2 separate regions of the Homo sapiens genome follow, and region 1 is linked to region 2. The links are chromatin loops, found by intact Hi-C in ENCODE. Cell type or tissue: ovary. All regions are shown on one strand. Each heading gives the region's core, and the rest is flanking DNA. Links, peaks and the distances in the headings are about the cores only.

Region 1 (16,029 bases), core at 2,040-7,039, 48 kb after region 2:
CACACACCCAGGCCCCAGAGCATCTGCCTCCCTGCCTCCTTCAGTCCAGATCTGGCCCCAACCAGGGCCGGTGAGTTCAGTCCCGGAAGGGCCTCTTGGTTGTGTCTACTGCTCTCCACTTCTGGGGCCACCAGCCACGCTCAGGCCCCCATCACTGCTCACCCGCCTGCTACAGCCCCCTTGGCCACTCTCACCCCTGAAAAAATCCACTCCTGCCCCAGCAGCCAGGGAAACGTTTCCAAAGGGATAGCAGAACCTGTTGCCCGATGGCTCCAACCTTCCAGCGACCTTGGCTCTCAGAGAAACTTAGTTCCTCAGCTTGGCCACCCTCAGCCCTGCCCACCCCATCCTCTTACCCCACCCCATGCCCACTGCCTCCCTTGCTATCTCTCAAACAGGTGTTCTCCCAACTGCCCCAGGGCCTTTGAACACGCAGTTCCCCTTGCCCCAGCACCGCTTCCCCTGGGCAATTCCCTCTCACCCCTCAGATCTCCCCGGATATTCACAGGAAAGTCCCTACCACCCAGGCAAGGATCAAGTCACAACGAAGAGAGCCAGCAGGCGCTGAGGACTGGCCTGGCCAGCACTCAAATGGCCCACGTGCAGTGACCCACCTATGTGGCCCTCCCAACAACCTAAAAGGAGAGACTGTTATTGTCTCTGTTTTACAGACAAGGAAACTCAGGCATAAGAGACATTAAGTAACTCACTAAGCTGCAATGCCAAGACTTGAACCCAAAGTCAGGGGCATCCACCCCGGAACATGCCTGCCTCCTGCTCAGAGCTTCCTGTGCTCTTCCTTCAGCACTCAAATCCCTGTTATCAGTGTCCCTCCCCTCTAGGCCTGCACCACCCAATACAGTCGTCACAAGCTAATTAAGTTTAAATTCATCAAAATGAAATAAAATTTAAAACTCAGGTCCCCAGATGCACTGGGCACATTTCCAGTGCTCACCACCACACATGTGGCTAACCCACAGCACAGATGCACGCAGTGCACCTCCCCCTTGCAGAAAGTTCTAGTGGACAGCTCGGCCCGAGCAGGACTGAGCCTGACCAATGAAGGCACGGAGAAAAGGCTAACGCAGAGAAATAACTCCGAAATTACCAATGAACTGAACCAACCACTTCTTTGAGTCCTCTAAATGCCACAGAAGTCTCACTATGCCCATTTGACAGATGAGAAACTGAGGCTCAGAGGAGTAGAGCTCCTGGTAAAAGACCTCACATGTCCTCCTCTCCCTATAACCCTTGGCCAACCTGAGCTTGGGAAGGAGGCCGAGCTGATTCCCGTGCCGGGGCTTCCAGGCCCTCCTGGCACAGAAGCAGGGCCAGGGGCAGGAGCAGGGGCAGGGGCCACCCCCCGCTGGGCACTCACGTTGCAGCTGTGGTTGATGAAGCGCGCGAAGTTGCCGCACTTGGTGGCGTCGATGATGGTGTCATGGTCCACCCGGAACATGTAGCTGCTCCCGATGCCCTCGTCCTCATAACGCTTCTCCCGCATGTCTGCGATCACCTGGCCACAAAAGGGGGTCAGTCTGGCTGGGCCGGCCCCATGCCCACCCCGGTGCCCATCCTGCCGGGCGGTGCCTACCTGACGGATATTCTGGCCCACGTACTCGATGACCATCTCGTCAGCCGCGATGGGCTCCATGGCGAACAAGCCCCAGTCGTGAATGTGGCTCTTGCAGAACTTGAGCTTTTTCTTCCGGAACTGTGGGAGGGAAGAGGGGGAGAGGTGAGCCCCGGTCTCAGGTCCTGCCGCCACCCCGGCGATCTGGGTGAAGCCCGGCCTCACCTTGAGCTGGTTGAACTTGAGCAGGTCACTGTCACAGCTGCCAGTGAAGGAGGACAGCAGGCGGCGCTGCTCCGAACGCCGCTCCGAGCCTGCCCGGGTGGAGGCGTGGGGCTGTGCTGGGATGCTCATGCCCTGCAGTGGACGGTGTGCGGGGCTCAGCGGAGCTGGCCGTGTCCTCGGCGGTCCCACCCTAGGCTCTGGATCTCTGTCATCCCCAGTGTCCTGGGCTCCTTGCTCTGGGCTTCTCCACACCTGTCGGTCCCTAATTGTCACCGCTTCCCTGCCTCCTCCATCCCATCAGTATCTGAGCGTCTCAAGCTCCTTCTATCTTCAAAACGACGAGACTCACTCTTGCCTGGCGCTGTCTTTTCCCCATTTCAGCCGAAAGTTTTGTCTACCCTGACCCCCTCCTTGGCTCTCACCCAGACCCCTCTCACCCCACAAGCGTTCAAAATCGGGGATCCTTCCGAAACCCTTGTGTCACGTCCTGCTCTTGGCCTCCCTGGGCCTCTGCCCCAGCCATTAACCTTTGGAGCATCCCAGGCCTCTGCCCCAAGTGCCCTCCCAGGTGAGGTCACCCTGCTGTGACCTTCAGTCACCACTTCTCTCCTGGCGATGCCTACACTTAGGTCCCCGGGCCGGAGATCCCCATCCTAAGCTCCGCCATACCCACATGCCCACCAAGACCTCTCTGCCTGGGTGTTTTCAGAACCCGCAGAACTCAAGCTGCCTCGTGGTGATAGCATATCAGCCTCCCCATCTCAGGCCTGGTGTCCAGCTTCCCAGCACCCCCGACCCCAGCCACACCCTGGGCTGTCACCCCCCGCCCATCCCTGTCTCCTGTACCCAGGCCAGCCCTGGTCCTGTCCATCCCACTTCCTCATATTCTTCCACAGCTAATGGCTCCTCGCGGCCCAGCTAAGTCCGGCACATCCGGTCTGGAAACCGCAGCAACCCGAACAGTCTGCCCTCAGGACCCCTGCACCAGCTCCACACCACCCCAGCTCCTCTCACAACCTCCCTCTGCTGCCTGTCACCCCAGGAGACAGGTCACTTACCACCACAGTACCCCCGACCCTGGTGGCCTGTGCTGTCTCTCCCACAAGTGGCCTCTCCCTTCCCTTCCTCACACCATGGAGCTCCCTGCTGCCTCAGGGCCTTTGCACTGCTGCTGTCCTAGGGAGGCCTGCTGGGGTCAGTGAGCCCCTCTCTGGTTTTAACTTTTTATGGAAGTCGCTTTTTCACTTCTCTGTAGTCTCTCTGGCATCCACATGGCGCCTTCCCACACTTCGCCTGGGTCTGACCCTCTCTGACTCCCCTTTGACTTGGTAATCCCTAACCCCTCTCCTGTTTTCTCCATCGCATTTTCCCTGCCTGGAATTACGTGCTTCTTTCTTCACTTGATTATTTCCTATGAGTCCCCATTAAAATATAAATTCCAGCTGGGTACCGTGGCTCACACCTATAATCTCAACACTTTGGGAGGCTGAGACGGGAGGATCGCTTGAGCCCAGGAGTTCCAGATCAGCTTGGGCTACAGAGTGAGACCCCGTCTCAATTTTTTTTTAATTTAAAAATAAAAATAAATAATTAAATTCCACGAGGAATAGGATTTGGTTTTGTTCACTGCTATAGACCCAGAACAGTGCCCGGTACACAGCATGTACTCAACAGATATTTACTGGATTAAAAAAAGAATGAATGAGGCCATGCGATGTGGCTTATGCTTATAATCCCAGCAGTTTGGGAGACCAAGGCAGGCGAATTACTTGAGGTCAGGAGTTCGAGACCAACCTGGCCAACATGGCAAAACCCCATCTCTACTAAAAATACAAAAAATTAGCCAGGCATGGTGGTGGGCACCTGTAATCCCAGCTACTCAGGAGGCTGAGGCAGGAGAATCATTTGAACCCAGGAGGCAGAGGTTGCAGTGAGCTGAGACTGTGCCACTGCACTTCAGCCTATGTGACAGAGCAAGGCTTTGTCCCCCCCTAAAAAAAAAACCCAAGCAAAAAACAAAAAATGAATGAACTTGCGGAAATACAGCTCCGTCACATCCCTAATTAAACCCTTTGGAGGTGCTCCAGGGCCCATGGGACTAAGGCAAACTCCTTCCTTCTCCTAGGCCCCGCCCACCCGCCTCTCCCCTTCCACTTGCACCCTCTGTGTGCCAGCCCCTCTGGCCTCACAACTCCTCCCTCTGCCTGGCACCCCTCCATGAGTGCCCTGGATCCCCGTGGCCCAGCCCAGCAGGCTCTGATGTGTCCAGGAGCCCTGGCAGTACCTGGGTGTCTGCGGGGGGCTCATCGGTGCTGGCACGGCTGCTGTTGAGGTATCTGAGCTTGTCCTTCTTGTCGATGGTGTAGAAGCCCTCACTGCGGGCACAGCCCGTCACGTGCTCGCGGATGCCATCGTCCCGTTTCTTCTTCTTAGCTGAAGAGAGGCTGGTGGGTGGGTGTGGGTCAAGGGCCACATGGACATTCTGAGAGCCCCTTCTGGTCCCTTCATAGACTGGTCCCGCCCATCCTCAGACCACCCTTCAGGGACAGCGATGTCCAGTTCTACTGCCCACTCCCATGCCACCTCCACGTGGCTGCCCGCTGACCAACCCTGCTGACGGTCAATACCTAGTTGCATGGCTCTAGGTGTCTTTTTTTTTTTTTTTTTTTTTGAGACAGGGTCTCCTGTTGCCCAGGCTCGAGTGCAGTGGTGCAATCTCAGCTTACTGCAGCCTCAGCCTTCTGAGCAGCTGGGGCTACAGGCGTGCGCCACCACACCCAACTAATTTCTGGATTTTTTTTGTAGAGATGGGGTTTTGCTATGTTTCCCAGGCTGGCTTCAACCTCCAGAGATCAAGTGATCCATCCACCTCGGCCTCCCAAAGTGCTGGGTGTTTTAACAACTTTCTGCTCAGTTTCCCATCTGTAAATTGGGGTGACAGTGATGCCTCTCTGCAAGTGATGAAATATGCTTATGGTCCTTAGCAGAGTTTTTTTTTTTTTTTGAGACAGAGTCTTGTTCTGTCACCCAGGCTGGAGTGCAGTGGTGCGATCTTGGCTCACTACAACCTGTGCCTCCCGGGTTCAAGCAATTCTCCTGCCTCAGCCTCCAGAGTAGCTGGAATTATAGGCATGTGCTACCACACCCGGCTAATTTTTGTATTTTTAGTAGAAATGGGGTTTTGCCATGTTGGCCAGGCTGGTCTCAAACTTCTGGCCTCGAGTGATCCGTCCGCCTCAGCCTCCCATAGTGCTGGGATTACAGCTGTGAGCCATGGTGCCCGGCACTTGAGCAGAGCTCTTGACACAAACTGAGTGCTCACAAATCAGTCTAATACAGCAGGGATAATGAGAGGTCTAGCCTCACTGGCCTATGTGAACAGCCAAGCCTCATGAAAGCCTGGTGGTGAAGAGCCTGGACTCTAGAGCCAGGTTTGCCTGGGTTCAAATCTCAACTCTGCCACCTGTAGCTGTGTCTTTGGACAGGTCACTGAACCTCTCTGAGCCTTAGCTTCTTCATATGTAAAATGGGAATCATAGCCCCCATCTTCACCAGGCTACCGGGATTACCTGAGGTTATGAAGGGGACAGGACAAGGAGGCCCTGCGCCCGTGTGTGCTGTTAAGCTGCACGGCACTGCTGTTACATGTGACCCTGAGACCTGCTAACTCTGGGGGTGAGATGGGCCTGGCGCAGAGGGAGTCCTTAAAACGTGCCAATGATTCACTCGGGAGCCTGGCATGGTGCCGGGACACAAACCCTGCTTGGGAAGTGACGGTGGTGCATGCTGTCACCTTCATGGGCACCGCGGGCTGCTACAGACTGGGTGGTGGGGCCCAGAGAGGTGAGCAGGGACTTCCTGCATCCCAGAAGGTGCAGAGCCCCCCATGCCAGCAGGATATAGGGATGGTAGACCCAGAGCGTGTCGTTAAGCCAGTCCATGCCATTGTCCTGCTGTAGCAGTCGCTCGTAGGTGACACACAGGAAGCGGATGTCCTCCTCATCGATGCCACCGTTCCAGATGTCATACAGGATGGTCATCTCCTCAAACTCCGAGCGGGGCCGGAAGAGGGGCTGGGGTGGCGAGAGTTCGGGCGAGCCCGCAGGTGGCACCAGGTCCTCATGGCGCTTCTTAGGTGGCCGGCGCCACGGCCCCCGGCTCTTGGCCAACTCCATGTATTCCTCAGTGACCTCATCGCGCCCACGGGGGCCCGGAGGAATGGCCTCGGAGGGCCACTGGTTGTCTAGCTCCTTAAAGGGCAGCTTGGTGGGCTCTACAGGTGGGGGAGGTGGGGGTGGGGGTGGCTGGGGGGGAAGGGGTGGTGGAGGGGCTGGGATCCCCGCGTTCCGGAAGTCCAGGGTCACCGTCCGGGGGTCATGGGTGCTGGGGAAGACGGGGGTCTGTGGCTGGCCCGGCAGGAGCAGGAGTTCCCTTCCAAGGGCGGCCCCTGCTGGTGGTCGGACCAAGGGCCCATCCAAGGAGAGCATAGATGGTGGGGATCGCCGGGGCCGGCCCGGCTTCCTCTTCATTGGGGGAGGGCAAGAGGCCAGGGGGGCGGGCAGCAGGGGTGGCAGCGGGGTGGGCGCACGAGCCTGGGCCCGCAAGACGGCGGGCAATGCCAAGGGCAAGGGCAGGGGAAGGGGCAGAGGGAGGGGCAGGCCCGTCTCCAGGAGCACCGGGGAGGCCAGGGGCCCGGAGCGTTCATCGCGTCGGCCAGTGGGGAGTGGGCAGACGGGCAGGAGCAAGGGCCCGCTGGGCTCGGAGAAGGTGGGTGTGAAGCTGAAGTCCCGGCCAGGTGTCCGAGGGAGGCCCCCACTGCTCAAGCTAGGGGACGGGGCTGGGTAGGAGAAGGGGCTGCCGGGCACTTGCGGAGAGCTCAGGGACAGGCCACTGCTGCCCCCTGATAGCGGGGGCTCCCCGCCTGGTGTGGCTGGCACCGTCTCTGTGCTCTGCGACTTGGCCAGGCTGCCACAGAGGCCTGGAGTATGCGGGGGGTGGTCCTCGGCAAGGGGCTCCGGAGGGACAGATGGGTGTGAGGCATCTGTGGTCTCAGGCTCCGGCGGTGGGCTGGGTGGCCGGGGTGGTCGTGGGGGCGGCAATGGTGGTTGCAGCGGCAAGGGGAGCATCATAGGGGGCTCCGGCTCCACTTCCAGGTCATGTTCTGCAGAGAGGTGAGCGAACACGAGACATTTACTATTCAATCCAAACGTCTCTCAGTGCCTTATTTTGTGCTCCATACCTGGCAGGCTCACAGCCCTGAGTCTGAGCACGGGACCTGTCCTTCTCCAGCTAAACCCCTCAAGGACTCCTCAGCGCCCAACCCAGTGTCAGGCACACAGTATGTGCTTTATCAATGTTGCTAGGCTAAATCACAGATGCAGGAGACATGTATTCCAGCCTTTCATACTACGTCTTCAGAACAAAGTCCCTGTGGCCCAAGAAAATCTGCTCTATGACTGAATAAAATTCAACAAGTCTCTTTTCTGCAGGACTTGTCGGAGCCTTCAAGGATTTTTTTCCTAGCACTTATCTCCACTGTCACAGGATACACTTCTTAATTTTTTAATGAATTTACTTATTTTTTTATTTTTGAGACGGGTGGAATGCAGTGGCATGATCACGGTCACTGCAGCCTAGACCGCCAGGGCTCAAGGGATCCTCCTGCCTAAGGCTCCTGAGTAGGTGGGACTACAGGAATGTGCCACCACGCCCAGCTAATCTTTAAATGTTTTGTAGAGATGGGCTCTATGTTGCCTAGGCTGGTCTTGAACTCCTGGCCTCAAGTGATCCGCCAGCCTTGGCCTCCCAAAGTGCTGGAATTACAGATGTGAGCCACCATGCCCGACCACAGAATACATCTTTTTCATTTTCTATTTTTACATTATTTTATTTTTATTTTTTCGAGACAGTCTCACTCTGTCACCCAGGCTGGAGTGCAATGGCACAATCTCAGCTCACTGCAACCTCCTCCTCCCAGGTTCAAGCAATTCTCCTTCCTCAGCCTCCCAAGCCGCTGGGATTACAGGCACGTGCCACCACGCCCTGCTAATTTTTTGTACTTTTAGTAGAGATGGGGTTTCGTCATGCTGGCCTGGCTGGTCTCAAACTCCTGACCTCAGTTGATCTGCCTACCTCGGCTTCCCACAGTGCTGGGATTACAGGTGTGAGCCACCGCGCCCGGCACATTTCTTTTTCTTTCTTTTTTTTTTTTTTTAAGACAGTCTCACTCTATCGCCCAGGCTGGAGTGCAGTGTGGCACGATCTCGGCTCGCTGCAACCTCTGCCACCCGGGTTCAAGCAATTCTCCTGCCTCAGCCTCCCAAGTAGCTGGGATTACAGGAGCCTGCCACCTGTTTTTCATTTTCTAATTGATCTGTTGTCATCTGTTCCCCTGCTCCGTGGGAGCAGATATTTTTGTCTGTTTGGTCCACTGTTGCATTGCTACTGCCTAAAATAATAGCAGGGACACAATAGAGGCTTAGTATTGAGTCAATGTTCAAAGACTGTGGTTAATGGTGGAATAAACAAAACAAAATACATTACATTAAACAAAACACAGTCGTCCCTCAATACACACAGAGAATTGGTTCTAACACTCCCTGGTATACCTAAATCTGCACATACTCAAAGCTTGTAGTCTGCCTTGCAGAACCCACGTATAGGCGATCGCCCTCCATATACAGTGGGTTTCGCATCCCACCGGTCTTTTCCGTCCATATTTGGTTGAAAACTGCATGTCCGTGGGCCCTAGCCATGTGTTCAATGTACAGGGGCAGCTGTAATCCTTTCCTGAAGGACTTATTAAAGGTAGGTGCTAGGACCGGGCATGGTGGCTCACGCCTGTAATCCCAGCACTTTGGGAGGCCGAGGTGGGTGGATCATGAGGTCAGGAGATCGAGACCATCCTGGCTAACGCGGAGAAACCCCATCTCTACTAAAAATACAAAAAATTAGTCGGGTGTGGTGGCGAGTGCCTGTAGTCCCAGCTACTCTGGAGGCTGAGGCAGGAGAATGGCGTGAACCTGGGAGGCGGAGCTTGCGGTGAGCCGAGATCGTGCCACTGCACTCCAGCCTGGGTGACAGAGCGGGACTATGTCTCAAAAAAAATAAAAATAAAAATAAAAAAAGAGGTAGGTGCTAACCACATGCAGCTATCTATGTAAGCCAAAATAAATTGAACACTATTATAAATTCAGTTCCACTGTGCCACTGGCCACGTTTCAAGAGTTTGGTAGCAACATTGTGTCTGAAGGCTACAGTGCTGGACAGCACAGCCTGAGAACGCTGCCATCACTGTGGAAAGTTCTACTGGCCATGCAGTTAGAGTTCTCATATGCTCTGTGCAGCAGCATCACGATGCCGGAGGGGGCAATGCCTGCAGCCCTCACCTGGCCCAGCACCCCAGGGCCTACCCCACCGACTTGTCACTCAAGTGACCATGGACACCCATCCTCCTTTTGGGGAGCATCTCATGGGACTGATGGTCCAAGGACCAAGCCACCAGGGAAACGCTGGCAGTGAGGACTGAAAAATAGCAGTCGTTCCCCTTTGGGTTGATCCATGCAGTGCCAGGCTCAGTGCTGGCACCCAACACCTCATCTCGCTCGAGGGAGGCACAACCGGCTGATCTCGTTTTACACGGGAAACTGAGGCTGGGGACGGTCAGCGATCTACCCCAGGAAGCCCGGGCTGATTCTGACAGTGAGGACTTCCTGCCTCCCTCCCACCACCCTCCCAGGGGGTTGCAGGTGTTACCTGGAGCTCGCTCAGGGGACAATGGGGGTCGAGCCTCCACCTCCTTGGCAGGGGGCTCTGGAGACAGCAACATGGCCCCTTCCTGGCTCAGGCCTGGTTCCTCAGGCGGCTCCCTGGAGTCCGCTGGCTCTTCAACACCCACAGGCAAGGGGGGCTCGTCCAGCATGGAGGGCCGCTCCTCAGGGGCCACAGCCTCAGTCTCGATGTCCACCTCCTCTTCCATGCCCAACGAGTCCACTGCAGGTGCCCCCGGGGCCAGAGCCGCTTCCTCCCCGTCCTGCTCAAAGTCCTCAGGGCCTGCAGAAGCCATGCTTTCCTCGGCCACCATCTCCTCCTCCTCCTCTTCTTCCTCCTCTTCCCTGGCCACTACCTCCTCCTCATCCTCCGAGGATGAGGGCGAGGACTCGGAGCTTGACTCAAACTCAGAAGACTCGGAACTCTCACTGGACGACGTGGCTTCGGCCTTGGAGGTTACAATGCTCACTGTCTCCTCTGGATGGGGGACACAGACGAGGGGCTGCCTGAGGACCCGCTGTGCCCCAGCCCCCACCAGACCCCTCACCAATGGCCTCAAACTGGTGGCACCCAGGCTGAACACGGCCCTCAGATATGTGTGTGGGGCATGTGTTCACTAGGAGTCTTTTTTTTCTTTTTTTTGAGTTTTGCTCTTGTTGCCCAGACTGGAGTGCAGTGGCACGATCTCGGCTCACTGCAACCTCCACTTCCTGGGTTCAAGCGATTCTCCTGCCTCAGCCTCCCAAGTAGCTGGGATTACAGGCATGCACCACCACGCCCGGCTAATTTTGTACTTTTAGTAGAGACAGGGTTTCACCATGTTAGCCAGGCTGGTTTCAAACTCCTGACCTCAGGTGATCCACTTGCCTCAGCCTCCCAAAGTGCTGGGATTAAAGGAGTGAGCCACCACACCCGGCCGCTAGTAGTCGCTTTTAAAAACTGAGGTAAAATTAACATAACAGAAAACTGCTCACTTTTTTTTTTTTTTTTTGAGACGGAGTCTCGCTCTGTCGCCCAGGGTGGAGTGCAGTGGGGCGATCCCGGCTCACTGCAAGCTCCGCCTCCTGGGTTCACGCCATTCTCCTGCCTCAGCCTCCTGAGTAGCTAGGACTACAGGCACCTGCCACCATGCCCGGCTAATTTTTTGTATTTTTATTAGAGACGGGGTTTCACCGTGTTAGCCAGGATGGTCTCGATCTGTTGACCTCGTGATCCACTTGCCTTGGCCTCCCAAAGTGCTGGGATTACAGGCGTGAGCCACTGCGCCCAGCCAAAAACTGCTCACTTTGTAAAAAAAATTTTATTTATTATTTTTTTTGAGGTGGAGTGTCACTCTGTCACCCAGGCTGGAGTGCAGTGGCATGATCTCAGCTCACTGCAACCTCTGCCTCCTGGATTCAAGCAATTCTCCTGCCTCAGCCTCCCAAGTAGCTGGGATTACAGGTGCCCACCACCACGCCTGGCTATTTTTTGCATTTTTAGTAGAGACGGGGTTTCACCATGTTGGCCAGGCTGGTCTCGAACTCCTAACCTCAGGTGATCCACTCGCCTAGGCCTCTCAAAGTGCTGGGATTACAGGTGTAAGCCACTGCGTCCGGCCAACTGCTCGTTACAAAGTGATAATTCCAGCAGCATTTAGTACATTTGTAATGTTGCACAACCACCACCTCGATCTGGTCCCTAAGTATTTTTATCAGTTGAAAAGGAAGCCATGTAGGCTGAGCAAGCCCCCCTGAACACCGGGCTCCCCAGCCCTAAGGACCACAGACCTGCTTTCTATTTCTATGGACATGCCATTATGTTCACGGCACTCCCTGAAGATGGAACCGTACGCCACCCTGTGTGTGTGTTTTAACAAGGTAACGTCTCAAAAGCACAACATTTTGGCTCAGAAGTATTTCTGACAATTGCTCAGGCTCTGCCCCGGGGAAAGAGGGACTCCGGGAGGGCCAGGCAGCCACGGCCTCCCTGCTCACCTTCATCCGAGTCCCCTTCGTCCTTCTCACTCGCCTCTGACAGGGCTGTGTCCTCGTCATCGTTCTCAGACTCGTCCCGGTCATCACTGTCGTCATCGTCGTCATCCTGGGGGAGAAGGAAGAGTGGGGACAGGTGAGCCGAAGGGTCTGGCCCTCGTCGCCTGGCCCGGCCCCCTGAGGCTTCCTGGCCTGCTAGGCACCTTATCTGATGTGGATGAGGTTGAGGAGGAGGAGAGCTGGCTCCTGGGGACTTCCTCCTCCTCCTCCTCCTCCGCCTCCTCTTCCTCCTCGGTGCTCTCCTGTTCCTCCTCCTTGTCGGAGGCCGAGGACGAGGGTGAGGTGGTTGAGGACCCCGAGGATGATGACGCGGATGAGGACGAGGACGCCGACAATGACTCCTTCTCGTCCTCCTCCCCACCACTGTCCAGCTCCAGAGGCCGCGCCGGCCGCCGCCGCACACCCACGCCCTTGGGGTCCCGCTTGGCGAGCTCACAGGGGGTGTCTGCCATATCCCGGTCTCGCTCTCGCTCGGACTCTGCAGGAAGGGAGGGAGTCAGAGCTGGGCTGGGGGGATGCGGAAGAAGGGGACCCCAGCACCCAGAGCACGAACCTTCATCTTCCTCATCCACAGAGGTCGAGGGCCGCAGCCGCTTCTGGTCGCCAGATGAGGTGGTGTCTGGTGGCTCCTTCCTCTTGACCTTGAAGGAGGGCAGGCGAATGGCCCCACGCAGCCCAATGCCCAGGCCCAGGCCCTCGTAGCCCAGGCCCTCGCCCTTGCCCCATGACTCCAGCAGGCACGAGGCGATGCGGTCCTTGGGCTTCGGCCTGTCCTCGTCCTTGTGCTCGCCCGACTTCACCGGGGTCAGCGAGGCCTGGGGTGGAGACAGGAGGGGACCGTCACCGCTTCTGGCACCACCAACCCTTGCAGGGAGCCCTCCCCAGGCTACCTGCCTTCCACTCGGCAGTAACAGCCACCACAGGTAACTGCATCCTCATTCCCTACACACCTGGCCACACTATGCCGTTACCCACGAGGCTCTAGAGCACCGCTCTGCCTCATAGATCTCAATGTCCTCCCCTGTAGAATAGGACTACTGTACCTGCCTTCCTTACAACAGTGGCCTTTGCACTTTGCAGACAATCCAAAAACTACACCATAGGGACACATCTGTGCAACACCACCTTCACAAGGTAAGATTTACACTATCCCATTTTCTCTTCTCTTCCCATGCATTAAAAACAGGACCTACTGGCTTTATTTCACTGCTCACTAAGGGGTTGCCCCTGTGGTTCTGAAATGCTCTGCCTTCAAAGGGATGCTGTGAGAATTAACAAAACGAGCCACATGAAGAGCTTTGCAAGGTGCAGGGCACATGAGGCCTGGTGGCTCTTTTTATTCAAATTGTGAATGGAATAGCTATTAGCTGTTACTGTAGGGTCAGTATAATTTGGCTGAACCATAAAGAGCTGTGTATCAGTGATTTCAGACGGTTCATTCTAATTTTACTGCCCAGTTAAACGGATGACAAACAGGCTCTGACAAGTGCTGCTTACCTCTGTGGCAGAAAGCAAGCATTTCCCAAAGCAGGCTCCAGGGGACACTCAAACTCATAACCACGGTCGAGGGAGGGGAGCAGGGGGGAATGGGGTGGAGGGGAGGGATTAAGGGGAGTTTAAAGTATTCAAGAAAAAGTTCTCTCTTATGGAGAAAATAAGTAATTTTAGATTACCTGTAAGATTGCAAACAGGCAAATAATATGTTAAAAAGGAAAAAAGAGACCAGGCATAGTGGCTCACATCTGTAATCCCAGCACTTTGGTAGGCTGAAGCAGGTGGATCACTTGAGGTCAGGAGTTCGAGACCAGCCTGGCCAACAAGGTGAAACCCCATCTCTACTAAAAATACAAAAATCAGCCAGGCATGGTAGTGGGTGCCTATAGTCCCAGCTACTTAGGACACTGAGGCAGGAGAATCGCTTGAACCCAGGAGGTGGAGGCTGCAGAGGGCTGAGATCACGCCATTGCACTCCAGCCAGGGTGACAGAGTGAGACTCCATCTCCGAAAAAAAAAAAAAAAAAAAAGAAAGAAAAGAAAATAGTAAGTAGGCCAGGAGCGGTGGCTGACGCATATAATCCCAGCCCAAAAGGCAGAGGATCACTTGAGCCTAGGAGTTCAAGACCAGCCTGGGCAACGTGGTGAAACTCTGTCTTTACAGAAAAACACACAAATTAGCTGGGTGTGGTGGTACATGCCTGTAGTCCCAGCTACTTGGAGGCTGAGGTGAGAGGATCCCTTGAGCACAGGGAGGTTGAGGGTGCAGTGAGCTATGATTGCGCCACTACACTCCAGCCTGGACGATACAGCGAGACCCTGTCTCAAAAAAACAAAAAAAGGAAAAAAGTGGTCCAAGACAGGGCTCCGTGTAAAAGGCGGCATGAGGGGAGGTGAGGGGAGTCAAGTTCAAAGGGAGTCGCAGCTGTGAGCTGTCTGCAATGGGCGGGGGGGGCAGTCTGCACCAGCTATCCTGTGTACTACCACTAGGCACCTGTGGCTCCCGAGCACTTGAAATGTGGCATGTACAAAGGAGGAGTTTTAATTTTACTCTGTTTTAATTCATTTAAGTTAATTTGCACATTTATTTTTAGAGATGGGCTCTTGCTATACTGCTCAGGCTGATCTTGAACTCCTAGGCTCAAGCAATCCTCCCACCTCAGCCTCCCAAAGTGCTGGGATTAAAGGTGTACGCCACCATGCCTGGCCACTCATTTAAATTCAAAGAGCCGTGTGCATCTAGTGGCTGCTGAAGTGGAGCACAGTTTGCGGAACTTTGAAAGTGGCCACATGAAATGGAGCTCCCATAGTGGGGTCCACGGCAGCGTTTCCAGTTAACAGTCTCAGGGAAAGAGGAGGTGCCCGGCTGGGGACCTGCCCCCCTCCACAGCCACCCTGCAGAGCCCTGCACCCACCCACCCACCTTGGCCATCCGCTCCTTCTTGTCCCACCACTCGTCAAAGGCCCGGAAAGCCACCACTTCCACCATCTTGCGGTTCAGGTCACGCTTCATGATGGCCTTGAGTTCTTTGAGGACCACCAGCAGGACGCCATCCACCGTGGCTTTGTGTGGGTCCTCCTGGCGTGGCATGTAGCCTGGTGGAGGCACTGACGGGTCAAACTTGGGCAGTGGTGGCCAGTGCTGCCCGCGGCCTGGGCCGGAGTTGCTCAGGGAGAAGGGGCCCCGGTAGGGCGGCAGGTTGACAAACTGGAGCCCAGCTGAGGCAGCGGCGGCCGCAGCGGCCATGAAGGGCGGGTAGGGGCAGGCGCCCTGGCCCGTCATCAGCCGGCTGAGCACCTGCGTTTGCATCTGGAAGGACATGGGCATGCCGCCCCACTGGCCACCCAGCACGTGGCTCATGTCCACCTGCATCACAGGGAACAGGCCCGGCGGAAAGGGGGGCAGTGGTGGCAGGATGGGTGGGGGCGGGACTCCAGGCGGCGCTGGCAAGGGTGGTGGGGGCACTGTCACAGCAGGGTGGGCTGGAGGGGGTGGGGGCGGCGGTGGGGGCAGCGGTGGGGGCATGGGGAAGCCAGGCTGCGGTGGGGGTGGTGGTGGTGGGGGGGGCAGCGGGGGGAAGCCAGGTGGCGGGGGCAGCGGCAGGGTTGGGGCTAGCACAGAAGGGGCTGCCACGGCTGCCGCTCCTGGGGTCACCACCATGGGCTTGGGGCAGTCAGCGCTGGTGATGGGGGCCGAGGGCATCTCGTCATCCGAGATCTCCATGTCCTCGCCTGAGGACTGCTGGCCCTGCAGAGAGAGCAGGGAGAGACAGTGAGGTGAGTCTGGAAGGCCAAGGGGCTCTCGGAGTCCCCTCTGCAAGACTAGCAATCAGTGGCACTCCCAGCTGTGTGACCCAGTGCAAGCCATTCAGCCTCTCCAAGCCTCAGCGTCTTCATTTGCAAAATGGGCATCATAGTCCCTGCCTCATGGAGTTACCACTAGAATTCATTCATTCATTCCAATTCAACAAACATTTGCTCAGTACCTGTGTGCCAGGCACTGGTCTAGGTGCTGGGGACACAAAGTTGAAGAGGCAGGCAAACATCTTACTCTTGTGGAGCGGAGCCAGCAGGAAAAGGCAAAAGGATGATGAGGGTGAATACGGGAAACGTGAGGGAGAGAAAGAAGGCAGGGAGACGGGTGGGGCACAGAGGATGAAACTGTTGCAATTTCAGAGATTCTGTTGCAACTTGTGTGCAGAAATAGTTGCCACTTCCATAGTGTCTCTTATGTGCCAGGGCCTTTCTAAACGCTCCACATTTATTAACTCAGCTAATCCTCAGAACAGCCCTATTTTCAACTCCATTTTTGCCCCACGAGGAAACTGGGGCACAGAGAATTTAAGTAACCTGCCCAAGGCCACACAGCCAAGAAGAGATGGAGCCGGGATTTGAACCAGGAAGTGGTTCTGCAGCCTGTGCTCTCAGTCACCC
Region 2 (16,029 bases), core at 3,695-8,694:
TGCCCAGACTGGAGTGCAATCTCGGCTCATTGCAACCTCCGCCTCCTGGGTTCAAGCAATTCTCTGGCCTCAGCCTCCTGAGTAGCTGGGATTACAGGTGCCCACCACCACGCCTGGCTAATTTTTGTATTTTTAGTAGCGACAGAGCTTCGCCAAGGTGGCCAGGCTGGTCTCAAACTCCTGACCTCAGGCGATACACCCGCCTCAGCCTCCCAAAGTGCTGGGATTACAGTCAGAAGCCACCTCACCCGGCCTATAAGTTATGTATTAAAGAACAAAATAAGTCAGTCATGGTGGCTCACATCTGTAATCTCCACACTTTGGGAGGCCAAGGCGGGAGGATGGTTTGAGCCCAGGAGTTTGAGACCAGCCGAGACAACATAGTGAGACCCCCATCTTTGCCAAAGGAAAAAAAAATAGCCTGGTGTGGTAGCACATGCCTGTAGTCCCAGCTGCTGGGGAGGCTGAGGTGGGAGGATCACTTGAGCCCAGGATTTTGAGGCTGCAGTGAGTTATGATGGTGTCACTACACTCCAACCTGGGCAACAGAGTGAGAACCTGTCTCAAAAAAAAAAAAAAAGAACGAAAAACCAAAACACATATCTGTAACCTGGGCACAGTGGTTCATGCCTGTAATCCCAACACTTTGGGAGGCTGAGGTGGGTGGATCACTTGAGGTCAGGAGTTTGAGACCAGCCTGGCCAACATGGCAAAACCTCATCTCTACTAAAAATACAAAAATTAGCCGGGCGTGGTGGCGTACGCCTGTAATCCCAGCTACTTGGGAGGCTGAGGCAGGAGAATTGCTTGAACCCAGGAGGTAGAGGTTGCAGTGAGCCAAGATCATACCACTATACCCCAGCCTGGGCGACAGAGTGAGACTATCTCAATAAAAAAACAAAACAAACAAAAAACCACATAGCTGAGCTGGTTAAACAGGTGTGTTCTGTTTGTGACAATTCAGAGCTATACACTTATGCACTTCTCCATGTATACTCATCTTCAATAAAAATGCTATTTCCCAATATCTAAAAACGCACAAAATCATAAAGAAAAATTTAAAACCAATTCAATTTATTGAGATGAGAGTCACAAAACAGTGAAAACATTCAGCAGCATTTAGTAATTCACAATGTTGTGCAACCACCACCTCTATCTGGTTCCAGAATACTTCTTTCCATCACCCCAAAAGGACACCCATTCTCCTTAAGCAGTCACTTTCCCTTCCTCCCTCCCCGCAGAGCCCGGCAGCCACCAGTCTGCACTGTGGGTCTGTGGATTTACCTATTCTGGATATTTCATACAAATAGAATTCAAAACAAGACAATCTTCAAATCAAAGGATTTCACATAAAAATTCACATTGCTAACTTCTTTTGAACAAAATCCGGCCACACCAGGCCCATGTACCCACAGGCAACAACTGTCTGGAGCTAAGTTACTGCCCTCGTTGGCAGAGTGTGGGGGTGGGATGCAGCTTTCCCCAATCCCACCCAGCTCTTCTGTTTATTATTATTATTATTTTGAGACAGAGTCTCAATCCGTCACCCAGGCTGGAGCGCAGTGGCACGATCTCAGCTTACTGCAACCTCCACCTCCCAAGTTCAAGCTATTCTGGTGCCTCAGCCTCCTGAGTAGCTGGGATTACAGGCATGTGCCACCACACTCGGCTCATTTTTGTATTTTTAGTAGAGATGGGGGTCTTACCATGTTGGCCAGGCTGGTCTCGAACTCCTGGCCTCAAGTGATCCACCTGCCTCTGCCTCCCAAAGTGCTGGGACTACAGGCGTGAACCACCGCGCCCAACCTCACCCAGCTCTTCTCTGTTGCTCTCCTGGCACATTTAGGTTTCAGGTCTGTGGCCAGCAGCCTCTCACACCCCTCTCATTTGTAAAAATCTGGAGGGGCTCTAGAGGCAGTAAGGCACACCAGAAAGGATGAAAAACTAGGATTTGGGGTAAGGAGAGATGAATCCCAACTCTACCTACTAGTATGAGCCAGTTAGCTTCTCTGAGTCTCAGTTTCTTCAACTGTACAATGGGTAGAATAATACCTCCCTCACAGGGTGGTTGTGTTGCATGCAAAGCACTGGACATGTAGTCACTCACTTCTATCCCTGTAGGTAACAGAGACTCATAACAGTTCTTTTTTTTTTTTTTTTTTGGAGATGGAGTCTTGCTGTGTCACCCAGGCTAGAGTACAGTGACGCAATCTTGGCTCACTGCAACCTCCGCCTCCTGGGTTCAAGCAATTCTCCTGCCTCAGCCTCCCTTGTAGCTGGGCTTACAGGCGTGCACCACCATGCCCGGCTAATTTTTGTATTTTTAGTACAGACGGGGTTTCACCATGTTGGCCAGGCTGGTCTCGAACTCCTGACCTCAAGTGATCCTCCCACTTCAGCCCACTTCAGCCTCCCAAAGATCTGGGATTACAGGCATGAGCCACCGCGCCCTGCCACAGTTCTTCCTAAGACTCGGAAATGGGGATGGGGGTTCAGAGAGGTTAAGCCATGTATTGAAGGCAATTCAGCAAATCAGAGGCCAAAGAGAACTCCCCATTGCCCTTGCCAACGATGAAAGTCAGTGCTCCAAACTGAAGGGTGGGAGACGTATGCAAGCATGGGGACTTTGGATGATGAGGACACAGGTTCAGCCTGAAAGGGATCGATGGCTGGGCTTGAGTAACCTTACCCTCCGCTTATGCAAGTGATGGAGCTACTGACGTGATGGTAATTTAGCCTGAGAGGAAGGAAAAGCCCTTTGATGTACCCCGGGCCTTGATCCCGTATCAGCTGTTCGGCCTCCCTGGTGGCTGTTTTCCCTATCATGGGGGCCTCCCACCTCTAAACCTCAGGCAACGAAAGCAGGGAAGTAGCTCCTATTCACTCAGGAGAGCCCACGGTCAATTCTCCAGGAAGTTTGTGGGCCAGTTTTTATTATTATTATTTTTTAGACACAGTCTCGCTGTGGCCCAGCCTCAAGTGCAGTGGCACAATCTTGGCTCACTGCAGCTTCCACTTCCTGGGTTCCAGCGATTCTCCTGCCTCAGCCTCTCAGGTAGCTGGGACTACAGGCGCCCGCCACCACGCCCAGCTAATTTTTGTATATTTAGTAGAGATGGGGTTTCGCCATTTTGACCAAGCCTGTCTGAAACTCCTGACCTCAGGTGATCCTCCCACCTCGGCCTTCCCAGGTGCTGGATTACAGGCGTGAGCCACCACGCCTGGCCTCAACTTCCTAATCATTTTTACTAAGTTTTAGTATCACCAATGCTGTCTCTTCTCTTCTCTACTCTGTTCTTTTTGAGATGGGATTTTGCTTTGTTGCCCAGGCTGGTCTTGAACTCCAGGACTGAAATGATCCTCCAGACTCAGCCTCCCAAAATGGTGGGAATATAGATGTGAGCCAATGTACCCAGCCTCATCTGTGCTTTTGGGGTTATTTACTTCTGTTTGTATCCGTTTGGTATGTACTGTACTTAGCTTAACCCCAAGTTCAATGACTTCATGTTGATACTCGAAATTGACCATACCGGCCAGGTGCAGTGGCTCATGCCTGTAATCCCAACACTTTGGGACGCCGAAGTGGGCAGTGTACTTGAGCCCAAGAGTTTGCCACCAGCCTGGGCAACATGGTGAAACCCTGTCTATATAAGAAATTCAAAAATTAGCCGGGCTTGGTGGCACATACCTATAATTCCAGCTACTTGGGAGGCTGAGGTAGGAGGATTGCTTCAGCCTGGCAGATGGAGGTTGCAGTGAGCCGAGATTGAGCCACTGCACTTCGGTCTAGGTGACACAGTGAGACCATGTCTCAAAAAAAAAAAAAAAAGAAAGAAAGAAAAAGGGGGAGAAAAAAAAGAAAAGAAATTGACCATACAGAGTATCTACACCACAGAATTCAGGAAATGCTACAAACCAAGGTTACTGTTTTGTTGATTGCCTAGGCAGGGGTGGGTAAACCATGGCCCTTGGTCTAAATCTGGACCACTGTCTGTTTTTTCCCTCATTGACTGTTTTTGTAAATAAGTTTTTATTGGCACATAGCCACACCAATTTGTTCACCTATTGTCTGTGGCTGTTTGCAGGCTACAGTAGTTTCAGCAGAGGCCTGATAGCCCACAAAGCAGAAATATTTACCATATGGCTTTTTATGGAAAATGTTTGCCAGGCCTTGTTTTAGACTTAAGAAAGTGACAAGGCCAGGCACGGTGGCTCACGCCTGTAATCCCAGCACTTTGGGAGGCTGAGGCAGACAGATCACCTGAGGTTGGGAGTTCGAGACCAGCCTGACCAGCATGGAGAAACCCCTCTCTACTAAAAACACAAAATTAGCCGGATGTGGTGGCACATGCCTGTAATCCCAGCTACTCGGGAGGTTGAGGCAAGGGAATCGCTTGAACCCGGGAGGCAGAGGTTGCGGTGGGCAGAGATCGTGCCATTGCACTCCAGCCTGGGTAACAAGAGCGAAACTACGTCTCAAAAAAAAAAAAAGAAAGTGACAAAGAAAGTTCAGATGTTTCAGGTGTCTCCCAAATGGATGTTTCACATGCACACATCTCCCAAATGGATGTTAATGCCTTAAAATCTTGGAAGCAGGAACTGTTTTTGGTTTTGTTTGTTTGCTTGTTTGTTTGTTTTGAGATGGAGTTTTGCTCTTGTTGCCCAGGCTGGAGTGCAATGGCGTGATCTCGGCTCACTGCAACCTCTGCCTCCCAGGTTCAAGCGATTCTCCTGCCTCAGCCTCCCAAGTAGCTGGGATTACAGGCGCCCGCCACCACGCCCAGCTAATTTTTGTATTTTTAGCAGAGATGGGGGTTTCACCATGTTGGCCAGGCTGGCCTCGAACTCCTGACCTCAGGTGATCCACCCACCTCGGCCTCCCAAAATTCTAGGATTACAGATGTGAGCCACCGCACACGGCCTAGGAACTGGTTTTATGTTTGGATGATCACAAACATAGTAATATGAATGTGGCCTGGTGAGTTCCATGTAAGCATTTTCTAGCCACAAAGAACAAGTTATTTGGGCAATTCTTCCTCTTCTTGAATCTCAAGTTCCTCATCTGCAAAATGAGAGGAGAAAAATAGAAAGCTGAGAGATAAAATGGGCACAGTGCTTAGCCGTGGCATATACCGGGGGGTGCTGCCTCCATCACCTCTTTCCCACCCCATCAGGTACAAGTCATAAGGGAGCTGTCATGCGTTGGGTTGTCTAGGAGCAGAGGATGAGACAGAGCTTAGGGTGCAAGATTTTTTTCTTGCTGTTGTTTTGTTTGAGACAGGGTCTTGCTCTGTCACCCAGGCTGGAGTGCAGTGGCAAAATCATAGCCCACTGCAGCCTTGAACTCCTGGACAGAAGCGATCCTCTGCCTCTGCCTCCCAAAGCGCTGGGATTACAGGCGTGAACCGCCATGCCTGGCCATAAAATGATTTTTTTTTTTTGAGACGGAGTCTCTGTCTCCCAGGCTGGAGTGCAGTGGCGCGATCTCGGCTCACTGCAAGCTCCACCTCCCGGGTTCACGCCATTCTCCTGCCTCAGCCTCCCGCGTAGCTGGGACCACAGGCGCCCGCCAGCACGCCCAGCTAATTTTTTGTATTTTTTTAGTAGAGATGGGGTTTCATGGTGTTATCCAGGATGGTCTCGATCTCCTGACCTTGTGATCCGCCCGCCTCAGCTTCCCAAAGTGCTGGGATTACAGGCGTGAGCCACCGCGCCCGGCCATAAAATGATTTTAAGGATCCACATCAGTGAAAGGAAGCAGAGGAGGCTGGACTGGGGAGAAGGAGAACTCAGTGGTGGAGACTCCACAAGGCCTTGGCCAGCCCTACCGGGGCCCTGGAGACAGACTCACTGGTCAGAGTCACCCCCATTGGGCTGAAAGGGACCAGCCTCTCTACTCCCTTGCTCAATCACAAAAAGTGGGCTGCTCTGGGAAAGCTGTGGCCAAGTCTCTACAGCTGAGGCAGATCCGATAGGAGGTGACAGCCAACCAGTCTCCCTACAGCTGGGCATTGAGGCCTTCCTTGAAGGGTTATGGACAGTAGAATCTACCACAGGGATGCAATGTCTGCAGAGAGTTTTAAAATAATAATAAAAACTGCTAAAATCAGTCAACTTTATTTTATGTGTGCCAGCAAATGCAAACAAAATGATCAAGTACTACCTCCCTGTGGAACAGACAATCCCCATGATCCCTACCTCGGTGCTTGACAGTGAATACATGCTCACAGATGGTGGTGGTGTTATTGTTTCTTTCTTTGTGTTTGTCAGCACCAGTGGTTGTAAATGCCAGAAACCCAACTCAAACTAGCTTAAGCAAAAGGGAAAAAGGTTTGACTCATCCAGGAGCTTGTTTCTGCCTGGAACAAGTTGCTCAGACATCAGGAATCAGCCTATCTTCTCTCAGCTCTGGTTTCTCTGTTCTGGCTTTATATACAAGCATGTTTTCCTTCAGCTGACTCAGGGTTGGCCCCCGCAGCACCACTGGATCAGTGCAGCATACTCAGAGCTCAGAGTGAGCCTCTTTTCTCAAGCAGAAGATCCAGAGCAAATCCATATGGCCAGTTCTGGCCAGGTGCCCAGCCCTGAACCAATCACAGGGATTCTCACTGCCCAGTCCTGGCTCACATGCCCCACCCAAACGACATGAACGGAGCAGGGAAAGGATGGAGAAGGGAGACGCTGTTATGAGAACAGGAGTGGATGCTGGAGAGACAAGAAATTTTAGGCCAGGCACGGTGGCTCATGCCTGCAATCCCAATGCTTTGGGAGGCTGAGGCAGGTGGATCACTTGAGGTCAGTAGTTCAAGACTAGACTGGCCAACATGGTGAAACCCCGTCTCTACTAAAAATACAAAAGAAACTAACTGGTCCTGGTGGCGGGCTCCTGTTAGTCCCAGCTACTCAGGAGGCTGAGGCAGGAGAATCACTTGAAGCTGGGAGGCGGAGGTTGCAGTGGGAGTGCACCATTGCACTCCAGCCTGGGCGACAGAGCAAGACTCCATCTCTTTTTTTTTTTTGAGAGGAGTCTCGCTCTGTCGCCCAGGCTGGAGTGTAGTGGCGTGATCTTGGCTCACTGCAACCTCCGCCTCCCAGGTTCAAGCAATTCTCTGCCTCAGCCTCCTGAGTGGCTGGGATTACAGGTGCCCACCACCACGCCCAGCTAATTTTTTTTTTTTTTGTATTTTTAGTAGAGACGGGGTTTCACCATCTTGGCCAGGCTGGTCTTGAACTCCTGACCTTGTGATCCACCCGCCTCGGCCTCCCAAAGTGCTGGGATTACAGTCGTGAGCCACCGCGCCCAGCCCGAGACTCCATCTCAAAAAGAAAAAAAAGAGAGAAAAGAAATCTCCAGGACACTCCTCAATGCCCCGGTGCCAGGAACAGAGGACATCCTACGGTCCACACCAGCTCCAGTGCTCCCTGGCTTGCACAGTTAGGACACTAAGACTCAGAGGATGCCAGGAGTGGCCCAAGATTACACAGTCTTCAGAGCCCAGGGGTCCTATGTCCCGTGCCACCAACTCTCTGGTCCCTCCCAGCCATCACTGGTGCCTGGTGATACAGCTTCCTGTCACCACAAAGCTCAGACACATGGGCTCTGTACCTCAAGAGATAAAGACCAGCCCCACCTAAGTGGCCCTGCCCAGGATCACCAGCCCTGATAACAAGACTAGCTGGGCACCCGGGCCAGCCTTCACCTGCTCTGGTCCCAGCTGCCCTTGCTTGGGAGAGCTGTGGGGCCTGGCAGGGGAGGGGTGAGGTTCTGTCCATGGACTTCTGCCTCTGAATCCTCACTAGTTCTGCCTGTTTGGGAGTCTCCAGTTGTAGATTGCAGGAAGCAGAGCACAGGGCTATTTGACTGCTTTTAGATGCATTTTTTTTTTTTAATTGAGACAGGGTCTCACTCTGTCACCCAGGCTGGAGTGCAGTGGCATAATCACAGCTCACTGTAGCCTCAACCTCCTGGGCTCAATCGATTCACCCGTCTCAGCCTCCTGAGCAGCTAGGACTACAGGTGTGCCCCACCACACCTGGCTGATTTTGGGGTTTTTTTTTGTAGAAATGGGGTTTTGCCATGTTACCCAGGGTCATGTTGAATTCCTAGGCTCAAGCGATCTGTCTGCCTCGGCCTCCCAAAGTGAGGGGATTACAGCCTAGATCCAATTTTTAAATGTAAAGCTTCTTGGTTTACTTATCTTCCCCAAACCTAATGGAGAATCACAAATAGGCCACTGGGCAATGGCACAGCAGCTCTGGGCAGCTGGGTTTCCAGCCCAGCTCTCTTCCCTGTGCTCACCTAGAGCAGAGCAAGCTTTAATGTTCTGATCACGTTGCATCTCTACTATAAAACCTTCAATAGGCCGGGTGCGGTGGCTCATGACTGTAATCCCAGCACTTTGGGAGACCGAGGCGGGCGGATCAACTGAGGTCGGGAGTTCACGACCAGCCTGACCAACATGGAGAAACCCCATCTCTACTAAAAATACAAAATTAGCCAGGTGTGGTGGCACATGCCTATAATCCCAGCTACTCAGGAGGCTGAGGCAGGAGAATCGCTTGAACCCAGGAGGCAGAGGTTGTGGTGAGCTGAGATCCCGCCATTGCACTCCAACCTAAGTAACAAGAGTGAAACTCTGTCTCAAAAAAAAAAAAAAAAAACCTTCAATAGCTCCCTATTGTCTCAAAGATAAAATCTAAACCCCCTGACAATGAGATCACCCATCCTTGCCTTCTTTTTTTTTTTTTTTGAGACAGAGTCTTACTGTGTCACTCAGGCTGGAGTGCAGTGGCACGATCTCCACTCACTGCAACCTCCGCCTCCTGGTTCAAGTGGTTCTCCCGCCTCAGCCTCCCTAGTAGCTGGGATTACAGGCATGCGCCACCACACCTAGCTAGTAAGCCTCCATCTTCTAATCTGTGAAATGGGGATATGAGAGCACCTACTTAACAGGGTTGTTGTGGATTTAATGAGTAAAGAGCAGAGCATGGAATGTGCTTAGTACAGTGCCTGGCACATAAAACAAAGTGACCAGAAAATGGGAATTTAGTTTGTGTTAACATTATTTTAATTATTTTGAAAAAGTGTGCTGCCTCCAGAGGTAACCATCTGGTGAATCATGTTCCTTCTGCAGAAGATTTTTTCCTTTTAAGCTAAAAAAAAAAAAAAAATCAGCTTACGCTGGGTGTGGTGGTTCATGCCTGTAATCCCAGCATTGTGGAAGGCCGAGGCAGAAGGACTGCTTGAGCCCAGGAGTTCAAGGTTAGCCTAGGCAACACAGGAAGACCCCATCTCTAAAATAATAATAATAATAATAATCAGCCCACTTCTTAGGACACTAAAGCACAAGTGACTGAAGAACAGGTAGATACGCTGGACTTCATCAAAATTAAAAGCTGTTGCACTAAAAATAATACAATTAAGAAAGTGAAGGCCAGGCATGGTGGCTCACGCCAGTAATTCCAGCACTTTGGGAGGCCAAGGTGGGTGGATCACTTGAGGTCAGGAGTTTGAGACCAGCCTGGGCAACATGGTGAAACCCTGTCTCTACTAAAAACACAAAAATTAGTTGGGCCTGGTGGTGGGCGCCTTTAATCCTAGCTACTCAGGAGGCTGAGGCAAGAGAATCTCTTGAACCCAGGAGGCAGAGGTTGCAGTGGGCCGAGAGCCACTGCACTAAAAAAAAAAAAGTGAAAACCTACAAAATGGGGAAAAAATACTTCCAAATATATTCGATAAGGGATTTATATCTAGAATATATTAAGAACTCTTTCCACACCAGTGGCTCATGACTATAATCCCAGTACTTTGGCGGGAGGACCCCCTGAGCCCAGGAGTTCAAGACAAGCCTGGGCAACATAGTGAGACCCCATATCCACCAATTTTTTTTTTTTTTTTTTTTTTTTGAGACGAAGTTTCACTCTTGTCACCCAGGCTGGAGGGCAATGGCGCGATCCTGGCTCACTGCAACCTCCGTCTCCCAGGTTCAAGCGATTCTCCTGCCTCAGTCTCCTGAGCAGCTGGGATTATAGGCGTCTGCCACCATGTCCGGTTAATTTTTGTATTTTTAGTACAGACAGGGTTTCACCATGTTGGCCAGGCTGGTCTCGAACTCCTGACCTCAAGTGATCCGCCTCGGCCTCCCAAAGTGCTAGGATTACAGGCATGAGCCACCACACCCAGCCAAAAAATTGTTTTTAATTGGCTGGGCACAGTGGCACATGCCTGTAGTCCCAACTACTTGGAAGGCTGAGCTGGGAGGATCGCTGGAGCCAGGGAGGTTGAGGTTACAGTGAAATATGATCGTGCCACTGCACTTGCACTCCAGCCTGGATGATAGGGCGAGAGTCTGCCTCAAAAGTAAGAAAACAAACAAAGAGAACTCTTATAGCTCAATAATAAAAAGACTATAATTCGATTAAGAAATAGGCAAAGGGGCCGGGCATGGTGGCTCATGCCTGTAATCCCAGCACTTCGGGAGGCTGAGGCAGGTGGATCATTTGAGGCCAGGAGTTTGAGACCAGCCTGGCCAACATGGTGAAACTCTATGTCTAATAAAAATATAAAAACTAGCTGGGCATGGGGGCACAGGCCTGTAATCCCAGGCTACTCAGGAGGCTGAGGCAGGAGAATCACTTGAACCTGGGAGGCAGAGGCTGCAGTGAGCCAAGATTTTGCCACTGCACTCCAGCTTGGGGGACAGAGCAAGACTCCATCTCAAAAAAAAAAAAAAAAAGAAAAAAGAAAGAAATAGACAGGCAAAGGGCTGGGTGTGTTGACTCACACCTGTAACCCCAGCACTTTGGGAGGCTGAGACGGGAGGATCACTTGAGGCCAGTGAGCCGAGATCGCGCCACTGCACTCCAGCCTGGGCAACAGTGCAAGACTCCGTCTCAAAAAACAAAACAAAACAAAACAAAAAAAGATGAGGAAGTGTATTGCCCAGCTTCTGTTCTCTAACCCTTCACATTTGTATTCTGTTTTGTAACCAAGACTCATTCTCCCTTGATTTGTTAATAGGCTGATTACAGAAAGCAACTAAGCAGTGTTGTTTGTTTGGGTTTTCATTTTTTTGGGAACAGGGTCTCGCTGTGTCACCCAGGCTGGAGTGCAGTGAAGTGATCATTGCAGCCTTGACCTCCTGGGCTCAAGTGATCCTCCTGCCTCAGCCTCTGAAAGTGCTGGCATTATAAGCATGAGCCACTGTGCCTGGCCAATGAGCAGTATTAAACTCTGGCACAAGCATACAATGAAACACTGCTCAGCAATAGAGAGAAACAAAGTTTGGGCGGGGCACTGTGGCTCACACCTATAATGCCAACATATTGGGAGGCCAAGGTGGGAGAATTTCTTGAAGCCAGGAGTTCAAGACCAGCCTGGGCAACATAGCAAAACCTTGACTCTACAAACAAACAAACAAAAATTTAGCCAGTGGTGTCGGGCACGGTGGCTGACACCTGTAATCCCAGGGGTCCCTCCCTTTGGGAGGCCGAGGCAGGCGGACCACTTGAGGTCAGGAGTTAGAGACCAGCCGAGCCAACATGGCAAAACCCTGTCTCTATTAAAAATACAAAAATTAGCCAGGCATGGTGATGTGCACCTGTAATCCCAGCTACTCGGGAAGCTGAGGCAGGAGAATCACTTGAACCTGGGAGGTGGAGGTTGCAGTGAGCCAAGATCACACCACTGCACTCTAGCCTAGGTGACAGAGTGAGAATTCGTCTCAAAAAAAACAATTTAGCCAGTCATGTTGGTGTGTGCCTGTAGTCCCACTGCATTCCAGCCTAGGTAACAGAATGAGTGAGACCTTGTCTAAAAAAAAAAGAAAAGAAAAGAAAAACAAGAAAGTAAAGTCTGGATGCAAGCATCAACGTGGATGAATCTCAATTTTTTTTTTTTTTTTTTGAGACAGGGTCTCTCTCTGTCTCCCAGGCTGGAGTGCAGTGGTGCAATCTTGGCTCACTGCAGCCTCCACATCCTGGGTTCCAGCGATTCTCATGCGTCAGCCTCCTGAGTCACTGGGACTACAGATGCGTGCCACCATACCCAGCTAATTTTTGTATTTTTAGTAGAGATGGGGTTTTGCCATGTTGGCCAGACTGGTTTTTGAATTCCTGACTTCAGGTGATCTGCCCACCTCCGCCTCCCAAAGTGCTGGGATTACAGGCGTGAGCCACCACACCCGGCCTCAAATGTATTTTGTTGGGTGAATGAAGCAAGACTGAAAAGGCTACATACTGCTTGATTCATTTATATGACATTCTAGAAAAGGCAAAGCTGTAAGGAAAGAAAATAGATCAGTGGTTGCCAGGGGTTGGGATGAGGGTGGATTGAGGACAAAGGTGCACAGCGAGGGTGGATTTGTGGTGATTACATTTTGGGGTAATGGAATTGTCCTGTATCTTGATTGAGGTCATAGTTATGCAACTGTATATGTTTTCAAAATTCATAGAACTGTACGCTGAAATACTCTTTTCAGTGTACAGTTCTATGAATTTCACTCTGTGTAAGTTATAGCTCAACAAATAGAAGCCATATTTACAAAATCTTAAATCATGTAAATTATGATGTAAAACATGTAAATAGACTTTGCTGCAGAACCAGAAAGGCCAACTAGATGTGCAGAGAAGTATGAAATAAACCCTGAAGTCACTAAGCTTGGGGTGCTCCCAACAGCAGAAGATTCCAAATGGCAAGGTTGCATTGGTTCTCTTTATTTAAACTCCGTCAAATGGCTGAGAACCGTTGGCATGTTTTGTACTGTGGAAAATTCAAATAAACTGTAAGAACAAAATTAAAACCATCTGTAAACTGTGGGGTTTTTTTTTTACACAAATGGTAACTTATATACACTGCTCCGTGCCTTTTTTTTTTTAAACGTAACATATCTTAGAGCTTTTTCCCATCACCATCTAGAACATCTAGAAAGTTTATTTATTCTTTTTTTTTTTTTTTTGAGGCGGAGTCTCGCTGTGTCCCCCAGGCTGGAGTGCAGTGGCAAGATCTCTGCTCACTGCAAGCTCTGCCTCCCGAGTTCACACCATTCTCCTGCCTCAGCCTCCCGAGTAGCTGGGACTACAGGCGCCTGCCACCATGCCTGGCTAATTTTGTTTTTGTATTTTTAGTAGAGACAGGGTTTCACCGTGTTAGCCAGGATGGTCTCGATCTCCCGACCTCGTGATCCAACCACCTCGGCCTCCCAAAGTGCTAGGAGTACAGGCGTGAGCCACGGCGCCCCACCTTTTTGTTTTGTTTTGCTTTGTTTTTTAAAAAACAGAGTCTCACTCTGTTGCCCAGGCTGGAGTGCAGTGGCTCAATCTAGGCTTACCGCAACCTCCACCTCTGAGGTTCAAGCAATTTGTGCCTCAGCCTCTCGAGTAGATGGGATTACAGGCGCCCAACACTACGCCCAGCTCTTTTTATTTTTTTAGTAGAGATGGGGTTTCGCCATGTTGCCCAGGCTGGCCTTGAACTCCTGACCTCAGGTGATCCTCCCGCTTTGGCCTCCCAAAGTGCTGGGATTACAGGCATGAGCCACCACACCCAGCCTCTTGATTATTTTTAATAGTTAATGTTTTATTGTATTAAGCCAATCTCCTGTTGATGGATACTTAGATTACTTTAGATTACTTTGTTTATAATATTTTCTTTCTTTTTTTTTTTCCTTTTTTTTGAAAGAGAGTGTCGTGGCTGGGCACAGTGGCTCATGCCTGTAATCCCAGCACTTTGGGAGGCCAAGGCGGACAGATCACGTGAGGTCAGGGTGTGAGACCAGCCTGGCCAACATGACGAAACCCCATCTCTACTAAAAATACAAAAAATAGCCGGGTGTGGTGGCGGGCACCCATAATCCCAGTTACTTGGGAGGCTGAGGCAGGAGAATTGGTTGAACCCGGGAGGCGGAGGTTGCAGTAAGCTGAGATCATGCCAGTGCACTCCAGCCTGGGCAACAAAAGCGAAACTCTGTCTCAAAGAAAGAAAGAAAGAAAGAAAGAGAGTGTCGCTGTGTCGCCCAGGTTAGAGTGCACTGGCATGATCTCAGCTCACTGCAGCCTCCGACTCCCAGGTTCAAGCGATTCTCCTGCCTCACCCTCCCGAGTAGCCGAAACTACGGGTGCCCGCCATCATGCCCAGCTAATTTTTGTATTTTTAGTAGAGACGGGGTTTCACCATGTTGACTAGGCTGGTCTCGAACTCCTGACCTCAAGTGATCCACCCACCTCAGCCTCCCAAAGTGCTGGGATTACAGGCGTGAGCCAATATGCCCAGACGTTTATAATATTTTCTACCCTAAGATGAACCAGTGGAAGTGATAATAGCCTTAAAATTGAGGATGGGAATTAATGTGGGTATTGTCTATAACAGGAGTTTTTTGTTGTTGTTGTTGTTGTTGTTGTTGTTTTTGAGACGGAGTCTCACTCTGTCGCCCAGGCTGGAGTGCAGTGGTGCAATCCTGGCTCACTGCAAGCTCCGCGCCCCGGGTTCACTCCATTCTCCTGCCTCAGCCTCCCAAGTAGCTGGGACTACAGGCGCCTGCCACCATGCCTGGCTAATTTTTTGTATTTTTAGTAGAGACGGGGTTTCACCATGTTAGCCAGGATGGTCTCGATCTCCTGACCTCGTGATCCGTCTGCCTTGGCCTCCCAAAGTGCTGGGATTACAGACGTGAGCCACTGCGCCCGGCCATTTTTTTTTTTTTTTTAATAGTCAGGGCCTCCCTCTGTTGCCCAGGCTGGAGTACAATGGTACAATCATAGCTCACTTCAGTCTTAAGCTCCTGGGCTCAAGAGATCTTCCCCACTTAGCCTCCTGAGTAGCTGGGACTACGGGCATGCACCACTATAGCCGGCTACTTTTTAAACTTTTTGTAGAGACAGGGTCTCACTAGGTTGCCCAGGTTGGTCTTGAACCCCTGGCCTCAAGTGATCCTCCTGCCTCCGCCTCCCAAAGTGCTGGGATTACAGGTATGAGCCACTGTACCTGGCTTTAATAAGATATTTTTTCTTTTTTTTGTGTGACAGAGTCTTGCTCTGTCGCCAGGCTGGAGTGCAGTGGCACGATCTCAGCTCAATGAACCCTGCCTCCCGGGTTCAAGTGATTCTCCTGCCTCAGCCTCCTGAGTAGCTAGGATTACAGGTGTGTACCACCATGCCCAGCTAATTTTTTTTTTTTTTTTTTTTTTTGTATTTTTAGTAGAAACAGGGTTTCGCTATGTTGGCCAGGCTGGTCTCAAATTCCTGACCTCAAATGATCTGCCTGCCTTGGCCTCCCAAAGTGCTGGGATTACAGGCATGAGCCACCGTGCCCAGCCAAGAGGGACAAAAACCTTTTCACAGAAAAACATTTTTATACAACTTAACCAGAAAGCTTCATTTCAGGTTCAGGAAGTGGAAGGGGCAAAATCCTGGATTTTCACAAATTTCCAAAATGGGCTTATATAACTCTCCACCCTTTTCTTTCTTTTTTTTTTTCTTTTAGAGACAGGGTCTCATTCTGCTGCCCAGGCTGAAGTGCAGTGGTGCAATTATAGCTCACTGTACCCTTGAACTCCTGGGCTCAAGGGATCCCCCCATCTCAGCCTCTTAAAGTGCTGGGATTACAGGTGTCAGCCACTGCTCCTGGCTCGCCACCAATGCTTTTCATTCTGATCATTTCTGTAGTGAGCAGCATAGAAGAAATAATGCCTTTTGAGGGACAGTTGCATTTAACAGACAGCCTTACTAAGGTGAGTACGTCAGGACAAAGATGCGGGAAGGAGAATCAGGCTATTAGTCCATTGTTGCAAATTGCAACGAATTGAGAAAGTCAGACACAACGATCAACTGCAGTGAAACATTTGGTGGGGAGTTTTGAGAGTCCAGTCTGAAGGAGTGCGTGGAAGGATCACGGTCCCTGTGATGTACCCTCTCTCGGCTTGTTGCTTTGGGCAGGAATCACAAGTTAGGAAGGAATCAGCACCAGAAATGCAGAGCTGGCTGGGCGCAGTGGCTCACGCCTGTAATCCCAGCACTTTGGGAGGCCGAGGCGGG

Evidence for each region. A loop is a pair of places that touch in the nucleus more often than their neighbours do. Peaks named below come from ENCODE experiments on the same cell type or tissue, not always from the same donor. Only the 100,000 strongest peaks of a DNase experiment are listed, where the experiment ranks them.
Region 1: a loop joins it to region 2, with 1.8 times the contacts of the local background. A loop is called at or near these places in 52 of 110 quality-filtered maps.

Annotation. Positions count from the first base shown.
Region 1 is chr12:121,813,420-121,829,448 of GRCh38, reverse strand. SETD1B (SET domain containing 1B, histone lysine methyltransferase) reads right to left here. Exons shown (of 17, transcript NM_001353345.2): 7 at 14,519-15,343; 8 at 12,155-12,416; 9 at 11,745-12,079; 10 at 11,545-11,650; 11 at 9,554-10,045; 12 at 5,700-6,959; 13 at 4,083-4,249; 14 at 1,799-1,930; 15 at 1,595-1,714; 16 at 1,379-1,516. Among named protein-coding and RNA genes, the nearest start is that of SETD1B, 17 kb to the right of the region's middle. RefSeq lists an enhancer at 14,843-15,349. In ovary, for the core only: no CTCF peak of the experiment used is centred there; no DNase peak of the experiment used is centred there.
Region 2 is chr12:121,863,228-121,879,256 of GRCh38, reverse strand. TIALD (transcript inducer of AURKA lysosomal degradation) reads right to left here. Exons shown (of 3, transcript XR_002957437.2): 3 at 4,920-5,062. It also overlaps a transcript of HPD not described here. Among named protein-coding and RNA genes, the nearest start is that of HPD, 12 kb to the right of the region's middle. RefSeq lists a silencer at 2,500-2,794. In ovary, for the core only: no CTCF peak of the experiment used is centred there; a DNase peak (open chromatin) is centred at 6,546.